Regions from separate parts of the Homo sapiens genome. Here region 1 is linked to region 2. The links are chromatin loops, found by intact Hi-C in ENCODE. Cell type or tissue: ascending aorta. All regions are shown on one strand. Each heading gives the region's core, and the rest is flanking DNA. Links, peaks and the distances in the headings are about the cores only.

Region 1 (10,321 bases), core at 883-8,882, 540 kb after region 2:
AAGCACATTTCAAGCTCGGTCCCCTGAGGAGGGGAGCCCAAAAGGAAGCCGTGATGGGGGGTTCGAGCTGCCGGTGTGAAATGGAAGGCTCAGCCAGACGAGGCATGTCCTCGCTCATCAGACACAGGCACGCTCTGGCCCAGAGCAGGATGGCCTCGGGCCTGGCCTCCACCCATGGGGCTTCCTCCTCTGAGGCAGAGAACTTTGAAAAGAAGTCACCCACGTGGCTTGCTTCTAACTCTCCCAGAAAGGCAGCAAATGTGGCTTGTTATACTAGGGAGAGAGGCCGTCTCGGTGAGGACACTCTGGTGGCTCACGATTGGCCTGATTTCCTCAGATGACGCTGGATGGTCAGAGGCCGCTGACCCTCCAGTCCCTGTCCCCTAGGGACCCCGGCCAGCGTCAGTGGCCGGTCAGCTCCTGCCAACGCCTCCTGGAAACTGCACCGTTGCCCCACTCGTGGGTAAGACCCCATGTAGTCCTTGAGCTCTTTTTCTCAGGAGGGGCTGATGCATGCACGGCCAGGGCCCTGGGCCTGGCTGCCCAGCTCATCCTCGCTTCCAGAAACTCCCCTTCTCCCTGCTGCATGGGACTGGTGCCAGGCTGCATCGTGGTTTGGCTTGGGAGCAGCGTGCCTCCCTCCTGAACGTCGCAGCTCCGTGTGCTTCCCGAGGTGACGAATGACCTTGATTCACATTGGTGAAGTAATGGCTTTCCTCCTCAACCTTCTCATCCATTAGTCACGTTGCAACACGGCCCTGCATGGCACAGAATGCATTCCCAGGAGCCAGCTCAGGGAATTGCAAACACCTGCCAGGCTCGGCTTACCAAACTCACAGTCACACAGTCAGCCCAGGTGCCCGGAACTGCCTTGGCCCGCTGCCACCAAAGGCCCCACAGCAGGGACTTGGGAAAGTCTGAGAGCAAAGGCCAAGGACTGGAGCTTAGGTCCAGGTCTCCCCTTGCTCCGTAACTTTGGGCAAATGACTTAACCTCTCTTAGCTTCTGCATCTATACATCGCCAATAACGCTACGAGCACTGGGGAAAAGCAAATGAGAAAGTGGCTGCAGAAGTATTTTGTAAGCTGTTATAAAGCACCAGACAAATGACAGTGGTTCAGTCCCATGGAAAAACTGGTCACAATGGGTGACCGCTGGGTCATTACCCAAGGAGTTTTTTGTTTGTTTGTTTGTTTGTTTGTTTGTTTCTTGAGACAGGGTCTTGCTCTGTCACCCAGGCTGGAGTGCAGTGGCACAATCACGGTTCACTGAAGCCTCAACCTCCTGGGCTCAGGTGATCCTCCCACCTCAGCCTCCTGAGGAGCTGGGACTGCAGGTGCATACCACCACACCTGGCTAATAATTTTATTTTTTGTACTTGATCTTAGCTAAAAGGCTGAGAAGTGATATAATTTTATCTTTTGTAGAGATGGGGTCTTACTGTGCTGCCCAGGCTGGTCTCAAATGGCTGGGCTCAAGGGATCCTCCTGCCTCAACCTTCCAAAGTGCTGGGATCACAGGCATAAGTCACCAAGCCCAGACACCTAAAGATGGCTCATTTCTATGAGGAATAGAAATGATGTCCCTGAATCCATTTCTGGGACATGGAAAGACATAACACAATGTTTCTAGTACAGGTTGAATATGCTTCTCATTTAAATACCTAGGGGGCTAGGCACAGTGGCTCATGCCTGTAATCCCAGCAATTTGGGAGGCCCAGGCAGGAGGATCACTTGGGGCCAGGAGTTCAAGACCAGCCTGGGCAACAGGGCAAAACCCTGTCTCTACTAAAAATACAAAAATTAGCCGGGCGTAGTGGCGCATATCTGTAATCCCAGCTACTCAGGTGGTTGAGGCACAAGAATCACTTGAACCCAGGAGATGGCGGTTGCAGTGAGTCGAGATCACACCACTGCACTCCAGCCTGGGTAACGGTGCAAGACTCCATCTCAAAAAATAATAAACAGCTTGGGAATCACAGTGTTTTGGAGTTTGCATTTTTTTGGATTTTGGAATATTTGCATAATATGCTTATCAGTTGAGCATCCCAAATCCAAAAATCCAAAATCCGTAATGCTCCAATGAACATTTCCTCTGAACATCAGGCTGATGCTCAAAAAGTTTCAATTTCTGGAGGATTTCGGGTTTTTGGTTTGGAATGCTCAACCTATATATCAGTAACTAAACTTCCTGTGTAAAATCTGAGAAACAAACCCCATGCCACATTGCAAAGCATTGTAATAAGATGCCAAGAAATATCTATAGGTGTATGTATAGTACAACCTCTGCCCCAAAATCATTGCTTGGAGACTTGGGATTGGAACCTACATTGCATTAATGGCTATTATTTGAGCCTGCAATGAGATACAGTAGGTGGGTTCAACAGTGGACTCAGATGCCTGTAATCCCAGCTACTCGGGAGGCTGAGGCAGGAGAATCGCTTGAACCCAAGAGGCGGAGGTTGCCGTGAGCTGAGATCGTGCTACTGCACTCCAGCCTGGGTGACAGAGTGAGACTCTGTCTTAAAAAAACAAAAACAAAAACAGTGGGCACCATCTTCCCAAGAAATCCTGAATTATGTATCACCTCCCCTAGCATCCAGAATCACACACGGCCCCACAACCCACAAGGTCCTCCCTACAGGACCACACCCCTGCTCACCACCCTCACATCCTCTCTTGCTACCATCCAAGAGCAGCGTCCTCCCCCAAGCTTTGGACAGGCCACCCTCATTCCCCTCTCAGGGCTTTTCCGCAGTTGTTTCCTCCCGCTGGAATGCTGGTCCTCTGGTCTGGGTCCTTCTGCCCTTTGCGGAGCTGCTCGTGCAGACACCTTCTCTGATTCCCTATCTAAAATTTTTGCTCAGCCAGGCACAGTGGTTCATATCTGTAATCCCAGCACTTTGGGAGGCTCAGGTGGGAGGATCCTTTGAGCCCAGGAGTTCCCAGCTTGGGCAACACAGCAAAACCCCATCTCTACAAAAATATTTTTAAAAATTAGCCAGGCATGGTGGTGCACACCTGTAGTCCCAGCTATTCAGGAAGTTGAGCCAGGAGGATCACTTGAGCCCAGGAGTCTGAGGCTGCAGTGAGCTATGATCACACCACTGCACTCCAGCCTAGGAGACAGAGTGAGACCCTGTCTCAAAAAATAAAATAGCCAGGAGCAGTGGTTCACACCTGTAATCCTAACACTTTGGGAGACCAAGGGGGGTGGATCACCTGAGGTGAGGAGTCCAAGACCTGCCTGAGCAACATGGTGAAACCCCGTCTCTACTAAAAATACATTAGCCAGGCATGGTGGTGGGCGCCTATAATCCCAGCTACTCAAGAGGCTGAGGCAGGAGAATTGCTGAACCTGGGAGGTAGAGGTTGCAGTGAGCCGAAATCATGCCACTGCACTCCAGCCTGGGCAACAGAGTGAGACTCCATCTCAAAAATAAAATAAAATAAAATAAAATAAAATAAAATAAAATAAAATAAAATAAAATAAAATAAAATAAAAAAGTTGTTCCTCCTCTCCTACCCTCCCCTCTAGCCAATCTCTGTCCCATTATGCATTTTTAGTGTCCTTATAGCATGTCACTCTCTGAAATGATTTCTTCTTAATTTTATGTATTGACTGTCTCCTATGTCTCCTATGAACACCATAAAGGCGGGGCCACATCCCCCTCATTTACCACTGGAATGGAACAATTCCTGGGCCAGAACAGGGTGCTTAAAAAGCATCTGTTGACCCCCTCCAAGAGTCCAGTAACTTCAAGCAAGCTGAGCAGGAGAGCACCAACACCTCTCGAGTTGCCAATGGCCAGTTTCAACACCTCAGACAGTGGGGCCCACGGCCGAGCTCCTGCCATTGCATCTGAGGCCTCCAGTGCTAAGGGAGAAGCCCTGGGCCTCTTCCACTTTTGGCCTCCTTCTCTGCTGGAGCTGCACCAATTTCCACAGGAGTTGGTGACGGGGCACGAGTTGGCCCCGGTGCTCCACACCCAGAGCCCTGGGCAGGAGAGCACCTTCTCCCTTTCTTGGCCTCACCACCAGGACCGGCAAGCTTTTCAATTCCCCCATCTGCAAGACAGGGACAAAGAATGCTTTGTCACCCCACCTACTTCTCACGGGTGTTATGAAACAACTATTTGCTCGGAAAACACTTTGAGCAACTTGGGGAAAGGTGCCCGGGGCTCAGATGACGCCTGTTGCATTTGATCCAGGCCAAGGAAGGACTGTGCCAACTAGTCATCCGGTCACCGCCGCACCCCCCGGAGGAGCAGGAGGCACAGCAGCTTCTCCTGTGTCTCCAAGCCTGTGTCACAAAGCCCGTTGGCCGTGCCGTGGTCCCAGAATCTACCCACAAGGTGTGTGTGTGTTCCTGCCATTGGCCGTGCCGTGGTCCCAGAATCTTCCCACAAGCTGTGTGTGTGTTCCTGGGGCTGCCTGAGCCACTGGTTTCAGCAGAATCTGAGCTCTCTATGGGCCTGGACAGTGGCCTCCAAACACCCAGCCTACCCTTAGCCAAGAAGAAGGGCCGAGGGTCACCTGGGGATAACATACCTGAGCTCCTGCCCTGCCGGGCGGGGCTGAGATTTTGCTGCCAGCATCGCAGGCAGGGAGCTGGGAACAAAGGCAAGTAGTCTTGGCTCCCCAGCCTCGGGAGGGCAGATCGTAACCTGCAAGCAGGCAGGTGCCTCCTGAGCCGACAGCAGTGGCAGCAGCCACCTCGTTACTATGACAACCATACTTGGCCACCATCACTCTGTCTCCAAGAGGGGCCAGCCCCAACCTTGACCACACAGGGTCACCCAGGGCTGCCCAAGGTGGAGAATGGAGAAGAACCCAGGCGAAGGCAGGCCAAGGGCCGATGGACACACCTCCCCTTTAGTCAACAGCTCAATCTAAGCTTCAGACTGGACATTCGACTCAAAGGTGGGACAGGCCTCTCTCTCTCTCTGCAGCATTCACCCCAGGCTGCTGCTTCAAGATAAACCCCTCTCCCTGCAGGTGACTTCAGCAAGGCCTTTAGCAGACAGTGAACAGCAGACAGCATGCATGTTTAATTATAACTCTCTTGCATAGGCAGGGCTGGCTATATACAGTATGTCTGCCTGTTACTAATTATATTTACTTTCAAACGAAGTGGGGGAGATCTTCTGAAGATGAGTCAGAAAACAAAAAAGCCCTTCGTTGTTATGAAAGCAGGGGAACGTCTCCTGAGAGCGTCTGAGCAGCACTGTCACTGCCTGACAATGGAAAACCTGAGCGCCAAGGCAGCCAACCCAGTAAACACTGCACGCTGGCTTTCCTGGCCCAGCGTCCCTTCGAGCCAGTGCCTGAACTGCATACCAAACCACAATCAATAGGAAAGGCGTTCTCCCTCCCGGACAGAGTGGCATTTAGAGCCTGGCTGGCTCTTCCTGCAAAGACAGGGCGACTCGGCGATCTGCTGTCACCTTAATTGGGAGGCAGCGTTCCAGTTGAAACACAGCAAAGGTTTTTTCCCTCATCAAAGGAGAAGCATTCTGACCAGATGGCTGAATTGAAAAGGCTTCATCCTCAGCCTCCACACAGCCAACGGTGTTATTAATAACAACACTGCGAATGCCACAAATCACATGCGAACACCTAGAAACCCAAAATAGTCACCACACGCAGAGCAGTTGTCCGCGCCTTGGCGGCGATTAGGTCATTGTACTAATTTCAGCTGGACGCAGCCTCACACACATATGTGGACTCACATCCGTGTCTGTCTGTGTGTTTGAGGTCTGCAAGGGTGAGGTGCCCGCGGTTGTTTGAGGGGAACTGGTCCCCAGGCCCCACTCAGCCATCAGCTGCCTCTTCTGAGAAGACTGCGTGGGCAGCCCTGCCTCCTCTCCACACAGACGCCAGAGTAAGCCCAGCCGAGGGTGACACATCCGCCCAGGAGAGCCATGCAAACTCATACTGTTCAGAATGGGTTTTCCAATCGTTTTCTAAACAGTCACACTTGTTTTGTTTGCTTTCTTCCAGGAAGGCTGCACTGTTTTGGAAAAGTAGGGGGAGGACATTTTTTTAAATGAGTTCACTTCCTGAGTCTTTAAAATATTTCCCTGTAGACAGAGTATTGGGAAGCTGTGGCCAGAGGACAGAGCGGTCTCAGGTGGGCGGCACCCGGAGTATGAGGATCAGAGCGTGTCCCCCCACGCGCACTCTTCACAAGCCGGGGAACTGGAGTTGGCAACGAGACAGCAAGGAAGGAGCTGGGAGAGCATCCCTTCCCAAACCCCCATCCCACTTCCCACCACCCTCCAAGAAAATGTTTCTAAAGCCAGGTTGGAATTTGGAATGGGTTTTCCTGTTTGTCCGGGCAAGGTTGAATTGTGAAATCACATTATTCAAAAGAGAAGAGAAACAGTAGATATGAGAGACTAGTCACTGGAGATTTTATTAGGAAGGAATCATGAGGGTAGCCAGCATGAGTCAAAGTGCATTATTTTACCCGTTACTCGTGGTCGCCCTATGAAGCAAATGGTGGTGAGCCTATTTCACAGGTAAGGCCCCGAGAGGTGAGGTGGCAATCCCAGGGGCCCTCTACCCACTCCCACAGACTAAGTCGGCTTCCCTGCTGGACACCTTAGCAATCTGCACCATTCCTTCATTGCTGGAGTCATCACTGGAAGTGAAAGTTATTTGCAGGGTGAGTTGGCCTATGTCTGTCACTCCCCACTAGAATGAAAACTCCATGAAGACGGGGCTTGTCTTGCTCACCAAAGTACGCAGACTGGGCACAGTGCCGTGAGCACAGTAGCTTTGAAATATGTATTTATTGAAGAGATTAAAAAAAAAAAGCCAGGCATGGTGGCTCACACCTGTAATCCCAGCACTTTGGGAGGCCGAGGCAGGTGGATTACTTGAGATCAGGAGTTCGAGACCAGCCTGGCCAACATGGCAAAACTCCATCTCTACTAAAAATATATACATATATATATATATATATGCACAGTGGCGAGCACCTGTAATCCCAGCTACTTGGGAGGCTGAGGCAGAAGAATCACTTGAACCCGAGAGGCGGAGTTTGCAGTGAGCCGAGACCACGCAACCGCTCTCCAGCCTGGGCAACAGATCGAGACTCCATCTAAAACAACAACGACAACAAAAACAACGACAACAAAACCCTCTTGTTCTAAAGGAAGAAAGAAGGCCCAAAAAGAGAAACATGGCAACGCCGAGCATGCCAGCAGAAACATAACATGACCCACTTCAAAACCAGTGCCACAAACCCTTCCAAATTCACAAAACACTGGGGCCTGGAGGGCCTGGTACCTGGGCAGTGAATAGGCCTTTCCACTTCCTATCGAGGCACTGGACGGTATGCATAGGGAGTGTCCCCCCACATGCAGCAGATGGGGTACGAGTGCCCTTCCGACAAATGGAGAATCAAAGACAGAGACAGCAGTGCTTTATCCTGAAAGTAGCTCGAACAGCAAGGGCAGAGCTTGGCATCAGATCTGTCAGCCCTGCCCATAATTCCCTGATCAGATCACAGATGGAAGCAATGCTCTAGTTTTCAGAGCAATGGTCCAAATTCTAGTTTTACCCCACAAAGATTACACCCAGCCTCAAAGTGTGGGGACCTGGTCACTGAGAAAGCCTCCCTTTTCCCACCCTGGCTCCCCCTGCTCCCCTCAAAGCCCCCAAGCTTCACTAGAGTGGGTAATGAGATGAGGAAGAAGAGCAGATGGAAGAGCAGGCAGAAAAGGAGGGCTGGAAAGAGGAAGGACCCTCCCACCACCTCACCAAACTGAAGGCTGTGCTCCCAGCAGGCCTGCTGGGGTCTTGTCTTCCATGTGTTTTAAGGCACAAGCATTTGTAAAGGCCTGTTGGCTCATTGTGTTCCTGGCCTTGTCTTAGCACTAGAACTCCTCAGGAAAAACACAGAGCCCTGCCCTCGAAAGGCTTCCAGTCTCACAGCAAACCAAACAGTACAGCTTAGAGGTCTCCAGGCACAAAGGCTGCTTGCCATTCCTGGCTTTTCCATTCTCCCAAGTCCGGGTGAGGAAGTTGTGCTGTTCCAGCCTCAAACCAAGCCAGGCACTCCCTTTGGGCCTCTTAATTTCTGAATTCTGCTGGGTCAAGGTTTATGAGAAAGTGGATGCAGTCATTTCTAGGAGAAACAGAAGTGGGGAACTTGTAACACATCACCCCTAAGGAGACCACACTTGGTTCCTGGGTCACACCGAGTACATGGGGACAGTTTGACTCATCACATCTCCTTTCCTCTGGTAAGCGGCCCTCTGGAGCTGCGGCATAAATGCTGAGCCCAGGGCCCAGAAGAGTCAGGACTACCCTGTGGGCACCGTGTGTAACACACACCAGAAAATGCCCGAGACCCACGGCACGCGACTTAGCAGCTGTCACGGAGCACGAGAAAGCGCGCCTTCCACCATGAATTCTCTCTAAAAGCCATCTGACTACAGCAGCTCAGATGACTTTGTTCTTAGTGTTACATTTTAACTGACAAAGTTTAACAACAACTATGACTTACGGCCTTCTAAAATTGGCAGCAAAACAGGAAAAAACACAAGTGAAGCCACTCAGTACCATGCATGATTTCTGTTGTTTCTGAGCATGTGTGCATGTGTATATGTGTGTGTTATGTGTATGTGCATATGTGTATGTGTGTATGTGTGTAGGAATGTGTTGTGTGCTATGCGTGTATGTGTATGTTATGTGTGTGCTTGTGTGTTATGTGTATGAGTATGTGTGTATGTGTGTTATATGTGTATGTGTGTGTTGTGTGTATGTGTGTGTAGGTTATGTATGTGCTATGGTTGCATGTTATATGTTATGTGTGTGCATATGTGTTATGTGTGTATGAGTATGTGTGTTGTGTGTGTTGTATGTGTGTGTTGTGTGTGTGCATATGTGTTGTGTGTGTTGTGTTTGTGTGTTATGTGTGTGTGTATGGTGTGCGTTATGTGCATGTCTGTTACGTGTGGTGTGTATGTATGTTATGTGTGTGCTATGTGTGTATGTGTATGTTATGTGTGTGCTTGTGTGTTATGTGTGTATGAGTATGTGCATATGTGTGTCATATGTGTATGTGTGTGTTGTGTGTATGTGTGTTGTGTGTGTTCATGCATGTTGTGTTTGTTGTGTTTGTGTGTGCTATGTGTGCGTGTATGTGTGTGTTGTATGTATGTGTGTTATGTGCATGTGTGTTATGTGTGATGTATGTGTGTGTTTTCTAATGGTAGAAATATATTCCAGACACACTGTCCTGGTGTTCCCAAGCACATATTTATGCCAAGTTTATAAAAAGCAGCTGCAGACAGGACTGACTGAAGGCTCACTCTGCTGTCTGGCTTCCAGAAGGTGCATCGGTTCTCACTCTGTCACCAGGACTTGGATTTACCTTTTAAAACCCTCTAACTTTCTGCATCGTGCACCTGAAGGAGACACACCTGTGGCTCAGAGTGAACCAGAACAATGTCCACCTCTTCCCTTCTAAGCTTTCATAGTACACTTTTTATTTGAAACGTGCTTGAATGACGTGTGTTGTGATCATTTTTAGTCCATCAAAGTCCTCAAACAGATACAAAAAGGAAAGTGTTCCAAGGCTCATTTCACAAATATCTGGGTGTCTCAGAGAGGCAGAGTGACTCAAGCACAATCAGCGGTTTTCTGAATCCTTTAGAACATAGGGCAGAGGCCTCTGTGGGTCAGTTGAGGCCAAACTGTCTCTTCATCCACTGGCTCTGGTTTCAGTAAGATGCCCTTTTCCATCAGCCTAAGCCTCTCAGTCCTTCCCCACATACTCCCTGTGGTCTCTCCCACCCCGACCAGTGAGAAGCTCCAGCCTCTACTTTACCTGCCTTTGGTTCGTCCCCCACCCCAACACCCTGAGAAATCCGAGTGGCTGTCATCTCCTGTGCCCAAATCCACACACTCATCTGCCAGTTTTCTCACTGACCTGGGATAGGGACTCCACTTACTTCCCTCCTCCACCATGGGCTTAATAAAGACAATAATAACCTGCTTTGTAGCTCTCCTGGGGGTGACTAATTGGTTAATCTTGGGAAGGCCCTTTGAAGATGAGAAGCCGGTATTACTCACGGGGTTGAAGGCATGCACCTGCCCCAGTCTGGGCCTGAGTCAGCAGAGAATGGCCTCCCACCTGCAAGCAGGCTGGGAGAGCTGGCCGGGGCCTCTGCTCAAGGTCAAGGTTGGCCAACAGAGGGGTGTGGAGCACACACCTGGCACCTGTGGGAGGAAACCAAGAGGCCTTGGCGGCCTGCGCTGGGTGAGCCTTTCCAACTCTGGGAACTGTGCCCCATCAGCATTTGCAA
Region 2 (10,321 bases), core at 1,059-9,058:
GCAATGACGATCTAGGAGGGGGGGGCTATTAGCAAGTGTTCATAAAATCTAAGATTTGTAAAAAAAAAAAAAAAAAGAGGTTTTTTTTTTTAGCTTCTTGGAATATTACATAAATAAGATGCAGAGGTGATATGTAACACTAATAACTACACTGGTTAGTAGGTAGCAGGAAAACCAGTCTTGCCATTTGGAAACAATAGTGAGAGCTGTATTTTCTTCCTCTTTCTCTCCCTGCCTCACACATACAGTTGCCCAAACCATTGCTAATAGGCAGGTCCTATTGCTAACATCAGCAATCATATTTAGACACATCAGATAGCTATTCCAAGGAGGCATTTTTAATTTCTCTCCCAGCTAAAGCTGTCACCTTGGACAGGAAGCGGTGGGTTCTGTGCAAAACCACAGGAAAAACTTTCCCTAGAACACTGGATTTCAAGAGATGCCTATGCCCTTTCTAAGCTTGTAGACACTTTAAAGCAGTGCTGAAAACTGTGCCTGGCACTTAATGGGGACACAGTAAGCGCTCAGCAAATATGGAATATGCACAAGTAGCATCAGCTTTTGAAAATGCTCTTTGCTTTATAATGTCAGAAGAAGTCCAGGTGCAGTGGCTTGTACCCACAATCTCAGCAATTTGGGAGACCGAACTATTGGGATTGCTTGAGGCCAGGAGTTCAAGATCAGCTTGGGCAACATAGCAAGACCTTGTCCCTAAAAAAACCAAAAAAACAACAAAAAAAATTAGTCAGGTGTGGTGGCATGTACCTGTAGTCCCAGCTACTTGGGAGGCTGAAGCAAGAAGATTGTTTGAGCCCAGGAGTTGGAGGCTGCAGTGAGCTATGTTTGCACCACCACACTCCACTCTGGAGTGACACCCTGTCTCTAAAAAATAAACAATAAACAATTAATTAATTTTAAAATTAAAAAAATAAAATATCAGATGAAATGGTCAGTGTATTAAACACTTATCAATGGATTCGACCCTAAAGCTTAACTTTTAGTGATTCTTTCTAATATTAGCTTTATTAACCAAAGTGTGGGATTTTCCGGTTGCTCTTTTGACGGCTAGCTGATAGGATGAGGTAGGGGCAGGGACAGGAGAGAGTTGGGTGGGGGCAATGAAAGCCCTGGCCTGGCGGACATAGTTTCAGTCTGCTCTGCAGAAGTTAAAGTACGCCTGGGAAGACAAGGCAGATAACGTAGCACGCAACTGAGCTCATGAGTGGAGGAGAGAAAAGAGAAAATGTGTCTCTGTGGGTAACCCCTGGGGGAGCCCATTTTGCAGTAAATGCAGAAACAGTATTATTAAGTCAGGATGAGCGTAAGAAGGACTGCCAGAAATAGACCCCGCCCCCACCCCCCGCACCGCCCCAGGTCACTGCACCTGCCCAAACCTTGATTCTCTCCCTTGAAAAACAGGGACGATGATAGCACCTCCCTCAGCGGGCTGCTGTGGTGAGGATTCAGCAAGATAATCCACGAGGCTTCCAGGAGATGAAGGATGCTCAGTAAATATTTGTGATGATTATTCACAGAGATGAACCTAAAAGCTAAATGCCACGAGTGACTGGCTGGATGTTACAATGTCTGGGGAATGCTTCGCAGCCTGACCCTTATTCCAGAAAGTTCTGTGAGTATCCTCATGACCTCACTGAACGTCAGCGCCGACTGCTCTTACTTAACAGGGGAGAGCCACAGACTCTGCAGTGCGTGGCAGGCAGGGCCTGTCACTGTCTACTGTTGTCGCTGTGGCTGTAGCAGTGGAGGTGGCCGGGCCTTCTTTCCCACCTCCCCTTCTTCCCCATGGTCAGCCCCGCTCCCAGGCTCCGTCTGTGCCCCTGCAGCTCCCCAGCGGTGGCCTTTTTGTTCAGTGCTTCCTCGGCGGCTGGGACTCACCCTGATTTAAAAGCTCCAGACGTGTTCTCGGCAGCCCGGGAGCACAGGAGTCAAAGCAAGACCAGGAGCGGGTTGCTGAGAGGACGCCACGCTGACTGGGGATCGAGAGGGTGGCTTCCTTCAAACAGAGAAAGGAAAAAGCCCCTTGAACCAATCTGAATGTAAAATCCAAAAGCTATGGCCACCGCGAGGAAAACAACAGTCATGATGCGGGCCAGGAGGCCGTCGCCGTGGGAATGCAGTCGGCCCTGCGCATGTGGTGTCTGAGCAGGGCCCGAGACCTTCCAGGGAGGGGAGAAATACTTTTTGGCTGACTCTCCTGACTCTGTGTTTCCTACAATTCTACAACAAAGATCCAGGAACATGAGAAAAGGAAAATGAGAAAATGAGTCCTGTGATCCAAATTTAAGCCAAGAACAGGACAGGCAATGTGAGCCAAATAGAAATGAGGCCAAGAGTGCTTTCTTGGGGCCCCAGCTTTTTTTTTTCTTTTTTCGAATGCCCAAACCTGTTTAACTGCTTAGTGTGAACTCTAGTTCTGGGATACAGTTCACTATGGGAAAGGAAATTTAATTAGCACTGGCGACCTCACCTTCATTCTTAGGTCAATACAGTAAACTGGCATATGAATAGTGATTTCTACCAATTGATTCCTGAAGGAAAAGAGAGAGAAAAGGAGAGAGGAAGACACACACACCTACACACACACACACACACACACACACACACACACACAGAGACAGAGACAGAGAGAGACAATGAGGCACAGAGAAACAGGCAGAGACAGAGAGACAGAGAGACAGAGAGAGGGGAAGAGAGACAGAGAAACAGAGACAGAAAGAAAGAGACAGACAGAGAAAGAGAGACAGAGAGGCAGAGAGAGACAGAGAAGCAGAGACAGAAAGTCAGACAGAGAAAGAAAGAGAGGAGCAAGTGACATACTTTAAAAATTATTCTTGAGAGAGGTCAACCTGCATCAGCTGCAGAAATCAACAATCACTTGGCAGTGTCAGCTGTAATACATTCCCACATTGCATTCTGCACGGGCATTGACTATCTTGACCCACACTCTCTATATCATGTTCACAGTAACGTAAGTGGTCAGATTTCTACAATTAGGCCTTGCAAGATAATAATGACAAGCCGTATTCGTATATTGCTTTACTGTTTGCAAAGCAGTTGCATAATTATCATTACGTTTGGTTCCTCATGACTGTGCTGTGAGGAAGGCGTTCCTGTTCCCATTTTAGAAGTGAGGACACAAAGTTACAAGTGTCCAAGCCAGAACCTGATGCCAAATCCCATGACATTTCTGCCGTACTGGGCTCTGCCATGCCCTGGGAGGATGGCCACCTGCAAACACAACCTTTCTCCTAACAGAGAGAGAAACTGAGACGCAAGCTCGAGTAGCAACTTGATGGAATGGCACAGTGGGGACCACTAGCTCTTAGAATACGTCAATTTTGATTGGCTGAAATTGACAGGAGTATCTAAGACAAAAGATACTCCAGAAAATAAAGGGATCGGGGAGGGATGATGGAGAAGTGACCTTACGGTTATCATGAAAAGGGCTGTGTGTCAAGACAGCATTACACCTAGTGGGAATTGGAAGGATTTAGCTGTACTTTATGTCTCAGAATGTGCTAATGTGATTACCTCATATTAGCTATTATGTGTGCCCTATGAATAATGTCATCCCAGTGCTTCTGGAGAATAGGAGTGGAGCTGCAGGCCCTTCAAAACAATCCTAGGCAGAGTCTGAGTAATCCTGCACATCTGAATCACCAGCAAAAGACAAGTTTCAATTTGGATTCAGAAAATACATGATGCAAACCTTTCTCAGCCCTGGAAGGGAGGGAAGGCATGGGAAGAAGCAGGATTGGACTGGAAGGACTGGCTGTCTTTCCTGCGTGCTCTCCCTTTGACCTGCTTGGCACACCCTGCTTCCAAAATGGCCCATGTGGTTGACAGTCTGCAGGGATGTGAATAGAAACCCAAGACGTCGGGCTCGGTGCATCTCGAAGCAGGGCCGCAGTCTTAAGCACAAGACAGGCACATTCCGCTCACAGCATTTCTTTCTAGTCTGAGCAAAATCTTCCCACAAGGCCAAAATCCCAACGGCTGGACATGAACAGGGCGTATATGTTTTTCCCCTTCCAAGCTCTTTTGTTGCATTTTATTGTTTTTCCTACCTAGATATTAGGCTGTCTCCTTGATGCGAAACATCCTTCCTTTCTAGAATTTCCAGGAAGCACAATTGCCTCCCACATTTAGATTTAATGTAATTCAAACCAAAGTTTGAGGCTATTTCTCCTAATTCAGGAAAAGCTGTGAGCTTGGCAACCCAAATGGAAAAAGACAGAAAAAAAAAAGGATGGTAGTGGATTTGGGGGTGTTTTTCTCATTTTTGGTTGTGTGTGTGGCGTTTCATAAAGCGTATAGGAGAATTAAGCTCAAAAAGCAACTGCTTGGAGAGATAGAAACTCTTGTAATTCATGTTGTGCATAATGGATTTGGCAGGCCCAAGCACAGAAATTTCCAGAAGTGTTTGCGTGGCAGCAGTTCTTAGCCAATTCACATTTTTTAGCAGTTCTGGCCAGCTGCCCAGCCTGCAGAAAAAGTCTTGTATCTCCACAAGTTTGGCTGGCCTCACTGACGAGTTTCCAAACTGCATGGCAACATTGGATGAGCTGCTTTTCAAGTGCCAAAAAAACTCCTGCTACTTATATTGTTACTAAATACCAGATGTGCTTAATCAAGAGCGCGTGGGGCCAAACCTAGGGTAATCAAATAACCTATCATTAACATTTTCTAAAAACAAAAAATGCAATTGGAACACCAGATTACTGTTTTTCTTTGTTTGCTTTTACGCCCTATTACTGGAACCCCTAGGGTGATATGAACAGGACACGGGTGGGGAGGCCGGCTCTGAAGACGCTGTTTACAATCACAACCCTGCACATCTGAAATATGTGTGAGAAAGTCAAGGCCTGCACAGATTTCCTCTGGGCTCCTCACAAGGACCCTGGCCCCTGGCGACTCCCGCCCTTCAGGGGAGGGGCCCTGCAGGCAGAGGCTCACACCGCACTGAAAAACACTGGAAGTTTGAGGTGCACTGGAGTTTGACCTTGAAAGAGGGAAATGCAGAAAGAGACAGCAGGGCAGCTTTGGGGACTTGGCAAATTAGCAAATGTGCAAGAGTTGGAAGCTGCTGCTGCTGCTGCTGCTCGAAAAATACACAGAGATTCTGAAAGGCTGTAAGAGACAAGAGGATGCTGTGTGGCTTTGTTGGCGGCCCCAACTGGGCTCCGACTGGTAGATCTTGAAGTATTTCTTAATACAAAAATCTCCAATTCTATTTGGGTCCCTCTCATTGCTGTAATATAGATATTTTGTAAGTTTTCCGGGAATCCGATGGGAAAATAAATGTGGCTGGCAGATTCTCCCCCTTGCTCCATTCAAGGTCATTCCTGCTGTCTGGGCCTCCAGGGACCTGCTTCTCCAAACCTCTGTGCCTCCCACCTCTCTAATCCCCTCTCCCCCAGACTCACAGTTCTAAAGAGATGAAAAGGACATCTTTCTTACCCCAGGGTTGCTGGGTGACCCTGATAGATAATGTGTGTTGGGGTGATTCGAGAGCGAGAGGGAATATTGCAAAATGAAATTCTATAGAAGGAGATGGAACCTGCAATAAGAAATTTCAGAGTTAATGACTCTTCTGAAACTGTTTGTTATCTGCTTTAAGACAACCGTGTAAATAAAGGAATAAGAGACTCAACACTTCGAGAGTTGTTTTAAGAAACCTATTGCTAAAAATGTGTTATAATCCCACTGTACCTCGGATGCCATTGTGCCAAGCCAGACTCAGAGAGAGAAGATTTAGTGTTTCTCTGTTGCGTGGAGCCACTGGGGGGCTAAACTATGAGCTTGCTCTAATTAGCAAGGACATGCCTTGAAAATGTGTGATTTCAGCAGATGTGAATAGTAAAGTAATGCGGGGCTGGTATCTACCACATCTTTTGAACTTATCTTCCTAACTATAGTCATGGGTTTTACACATCGGATGCATTCCTGAAAAATCGGGTGTGAATCCGTATACAAAGTGGGATTATGTTTGAAATGTTCTGGGGATGCTCTGGACTTAGAGGAAACATGTATCAGTGAAAAAGTCACAGGGAAAGTCATACCCATCCCCGATTCCTCTTTGTTGGGTTTGGACGGGCCCTCAAGCCCTGGCGGAGGTTAGCATAAGCTGCCCCTCACTTTCACTGCTGGGCCATTGAAAGGAAAGGGCTGGTCCCCGAGAAGGGTCAAGGCAGGGCTATTTTGTTCTCCAGCAGCAAAGCAAAGAATGCTGGAGGAAACCACCCAAGCGACAAGCTCTGCAGAGGGCAACTGGAGGCTGAGTCTAAAAACAAAAGTGGAGGAGCCCATCTCCTTGGAGCTGTTTATATTACATAACTCAAATAAACACAGCAGTTCAGGAACAGTTCCCTTGGCGAGGGCCAGGACCATGAGAGGCCGACAAAGGGCGTCTCCTTCAGCCACCCTGGTCAGAAATGGCTTCTTTAAAACAACAATAATAACAATACACAGGGACTTGCCAGTCCAATTCAGCAGGGTGTCTTGAATACATCAGAGAGGAGTCGCTCTAATTAGGCCTTGTAAGGTCCCTTTATTTTCTCTAGCTAAGGAAATAAATCCTAATCAGAGAGCCCAGAAAGAAGCAAAACTGACACAGGAATGGCTATTCTCATGTGCAGAGTAGGGAAAGGAAGCCCTTCCAGTGGGTTTTCTCAGCACTCGAGAGCCGCTGTGAAGCTGGGCCAGTGCGACGACTGCTTCTTGGGCAATCGAGTAGTGGCTGGCTTTCTGTGACTTCAGCTCCTCTTCAGTTCAGAGCGATGCAGGGGCCGCCAGCCTTCTGGGAAGCATTGGGCAGTTTACATGGAGTCTGTGTGAAGAATAATAATTTAAAACAAACAAACAAACAAACAAACAAAAATGGTTACTAACTCAGTAAATGACCTCAGGCCTGCAGGCCCAAAGTCTGAACAAAATCAATCTTGAATTGAGAGCAAGGCAAGAACCTACTGAAACCTTTTTCATCAGTGCCCCTAAGTCTCCAGGGACAGCAACCCCTATCATATACCAGGGGCCGAGAATAGAAATAAAAATTGTGAACACAATCCTGAGCATGGGCTGATGGTACTAGCTGCCAACAACTGCCCCATTAGTAGGCTATGGGTACGTGCTAGGGAACATTTTCTCTACGAGGCTTGCATTTAAAAATATATCTTTCTTCAAAGCTGGCCCGGGGAGTGGATGGCGAGGAAGAAGCCTTCTTTCTCCGTGCTTATTGGGCGCTAATTCATCCTGTGATTTGCTGCGGATAGCTTACTTCTCTGAGCCTGCGTTTGCTGTGTGAGAATGACTGAGATCCTGTCTTTCAGCCAGTTAATGTTTTAGACAATTCCTGGATGAAAGCCACGCTCCAGAATTCGTCCCCCGCAGTGTGTTTCCTGGGTGCCCATGGGGCCAAGGAGGACAGAGGACGGTAGCTAAGGGTAACCCTCACTACTAAAGGCTCTCACCTCTTCTTCCTCCTTGGATGTGTCCCTGAAGACATTTGTCTCTTGGTTTCTTTATTCTCAAAAGGAGGACAATTCCTACCCGCTCCCTAAGAATGTTTAGGAGTAATAGCTAACAGAAGTTATTTAAAAGTACCTGGCAAATAACATTCAGGACCAGGTGCTGAATGATCCCCTTCCTCACACCACCCTACCTAATGCATTACCTATGTGCTCCCCTTTCAAATGCATTGCTGACAGACTGCCCTATGGGGTGTAAGGCTATTCTGTACAGAAGAGGTCTCTCGGGCTCCTCCAGAGAAGTTTGCTTTGCAGGAACCGCTGAAATCCTTACATGTCCAAACGCATGTTCTGGGTAGAAAAAAACAGGTGATGAGCTGTAAGGTAGAAGGCTGCCAGGATCCACCCATGGGCACCCAGGGTTTGGCACCCCTCTTTCCAGGGGGAAGCAAAAGTGAACCAATCAACACGACGAGGTCAAGTTCAAGTCTGCCTCAGTAAAACCCTGGGGACTTTCTTCTTGAAAAACAACTGGGACAGTGTGACAGCTGTTTAAGGATGCCAAAGAAAAGGGTCCCCGGGGAAACCTCCCCAAGGGCTACTCTGCTTGCAGGAGTCTGTGATAAGTGACAAAAAAAAGACAGACAGTGAGAATAGGGCAAGCCAGGCCCAGGTGAATGCTCTGATTAGCTAGTGATCGGAGTGCCACAAAGATGTAAGATCTAGCAGTGACGACAATCATGATAATAACTACATTGATTATTATGGTTGTCATTGAGGCCTGTTAAACAATAGACTGCCTTTTAGCTGTGGCCCCTCTAAGAACATTTTACCCAGAAAAGTGTACCACATTGCAATCCTCACAGCCCCTTCCGTGGCTTCATTTGGTATGCTTACAAATGAAACACAAATCAGGTTTTATGGTTGCTAGATACATATTTGCAACAACTTTAAAATCTGGTTCATGATGCAAGTTGTTCCTCACAGCAAATGCGTGGTGGGACGTCAGAACGACGACAAAGGTGGGAACAAAATCTCTGCCCAGAGATGTGACGTGTTGGAGGCGAAAACAGATTGCATTTGCATGGCAGCCACTGCCACTGAAACAGGCTGGAGAAATTCCTTTTATGGCAGGCACTGGACTTAGAACCCAAAGACCTGGATTTCATTATTGGCTCAGCCACCTCCCGGCAGTGTTAACTGGGGCAGGTTAGTTAACCTTTCAGAGACTCGATGGTCTCACCTGTAAACTGGAGCTCAGGATACCTAGCTGTCAGGGTGGTTAGGATGGTCAAAGGGCACCCCCAGGAGCATGATAAACATGAGCTGAAACAGCGAAGTCGGAATCTGTATACAGACATGACCTGTCGCCTCTCGGAGCATTAACCCTCCCAGTGAACTGGCAGGAGAGGTCTCCTGTCTTACTTCTCGGAGCAGAGGCACAGAGCTGGGAAGTCGGCCTGCCCACCTCCCCTGAGAGCTGGCAAGAGAGCCAGGAATGGGATGCACGCACATGCCGTTTGATCCAGAGCTCTTGCTACCAGGCGCATGGCCTCTTTAACAGCTCACCGGTTGTTGGATTTGCTTCCATTTTCTCCTGGGCCTAAATCGTTCCCCAGCTTCCAAGGGGCACTCCCTCTTTCACACTTGAGGGTACCACCCAGGGAACTGAAGGCTCGGAAAGAGTAGCAACAGGGAGTAACATGGGCACCAGGGAGAAGGAGGCTTGTTATATTCTTTCTAGATGAATCTCCAGGCTGCGGCAGTCCCGGGCGAGTCCCAGGCCTGCCGCAAAACCTGTCCGCCGTGGGACTGCCTCAACATGCTGTTTGGGAAGTCAAGATGTTCAGTGTAAACTTTGTTCTCCCTTCCCTTTCTTCGGGGATTCACAGAGGCAGCTCTTCCAGGGCCTTCCTCTCCAAGTCTTTCTGGTGCTGAAATCTGAGGTCACACACCCTGGAACACGACTTCTCTGTCAGAACAAGCCCGTGAAGCGGCTGTCCTATCCGAGAGGGCTGTGCAGCGGGTGGTGTTGGCCCTTGAGTTTGCCATGGTTTGGGTTTCTCAGTGGCACTATTTTTGGCAGATTTTTTTTTCCCTCGCTCTTTATCACAAGCCCGTCGGGGAAATGACAGCGGAATTGCAAGCTTGAATGGACTTGTTTGACAGGCCAACTTTCATCCTGAGCACTGCTGCTGACTTTTAAAAAGGAACTCTGAGAGGAGGATAGTAATTTCACACTAATTCCTTGCTGTAATTTGCTTTTGAGTATAAAATGTCGTGTTTCAATCACCCTAGCTGCGTGGTGTAAGGGAGAAGATGGGACACACGTGTGGTTAATGTGTTTGTAATAGACACACACAAAGACACCACTTTGCTCTGAAGCAACAACACAGGAAACACTCATCCACACTTCAAGGGAATCTCCACCAGGTACAAACAAGTGCATTCAAAGGAATTCATAATACATTGCCAGCTTTGGCAGAAACAGAGAGCTCCTTTAAACAGAAAATCTCACGCTTGACATCTCCATCATCCAAGCGTTTATGAGAATATCTTTATCCCCCAGGCTGCATTATGGAGAGGAATTGGGGTGGTTTTAGGCAAACCCCAAAAGTAGGAGGGTCTGAAACCCTGGATGGACTTAATGCATTGGGGGAACAGATCAGGTTCAGCTGAGGAAAGTGAAATTCATCTGGGAGAAGGGTAAGTTAATAGGTACTGGCCAAAAGGGAAATAGCCTCCACGCTGAAGAGAGCTGATGAGGCTGTGCTTGGAAAATCCCCTAAGAAAAAAACTACAGGGTCTCACAGAGAAGCCAGTGGTGAGGGCTT

Evidence for each region. Peaks named below come from ENCODE experiments on the same cell type or tissue, not always from the same donor. Only the 100,000 strongest peaks of a DNase experiment are listed, where the experiment ranks them.
Region 1: a loop joins it to region 2, with 4 times the contacts of the local background. A loop is called at or near these places in 4 of 110 quality-filtered maps.

Annotation. Positions count from the first base shown.
Region 1 is chr1:235,069,553-235,079,873 of GRCh38, forward strand. LINC01348 (long intergenic non-protein coding RNA 1348) reads right to left here and starts at 266. Exons shown (of 4, transcript NR_027454.2): 1 at 1-266. RefSeq lists an enhancer at 5,719-5,968. In ascending aorta, for the core only: no CTCF peak of the experiment used is centred there; DNase peaks (open chromatin) are centred at 4,209, 5,409, 5,859, 6,509 and 1 weaker place; H3K4me3 peaks cover 1,553 bases; H3K27ac peaks cover 5,299 bases.
Region 2 is chr1:234,529,632-234,539,952 of GRCh38, forward strand. It overlaps LINC01354 (long intergenic non-protein coding RNA 1354), which reads right to left and starts at 2,148. Exons shown (of 3, transcript NR_038426.1): 1 at 1,897-2,148; 2 at 1,395-1,550; 3 at 1-711. RefSeq lists a silencer at 6,152-6,446. In ascending aorta, for the core only: no CTCF peak of the experiment used is centred there; DNase peaks (open chromatin) are centred at 1,680, 2,140, 3,780, 4,510 and 4 weaker places; H3K4me3 peaks cover 2,712 bases; H3K27ac peaks cover 8,000 bases.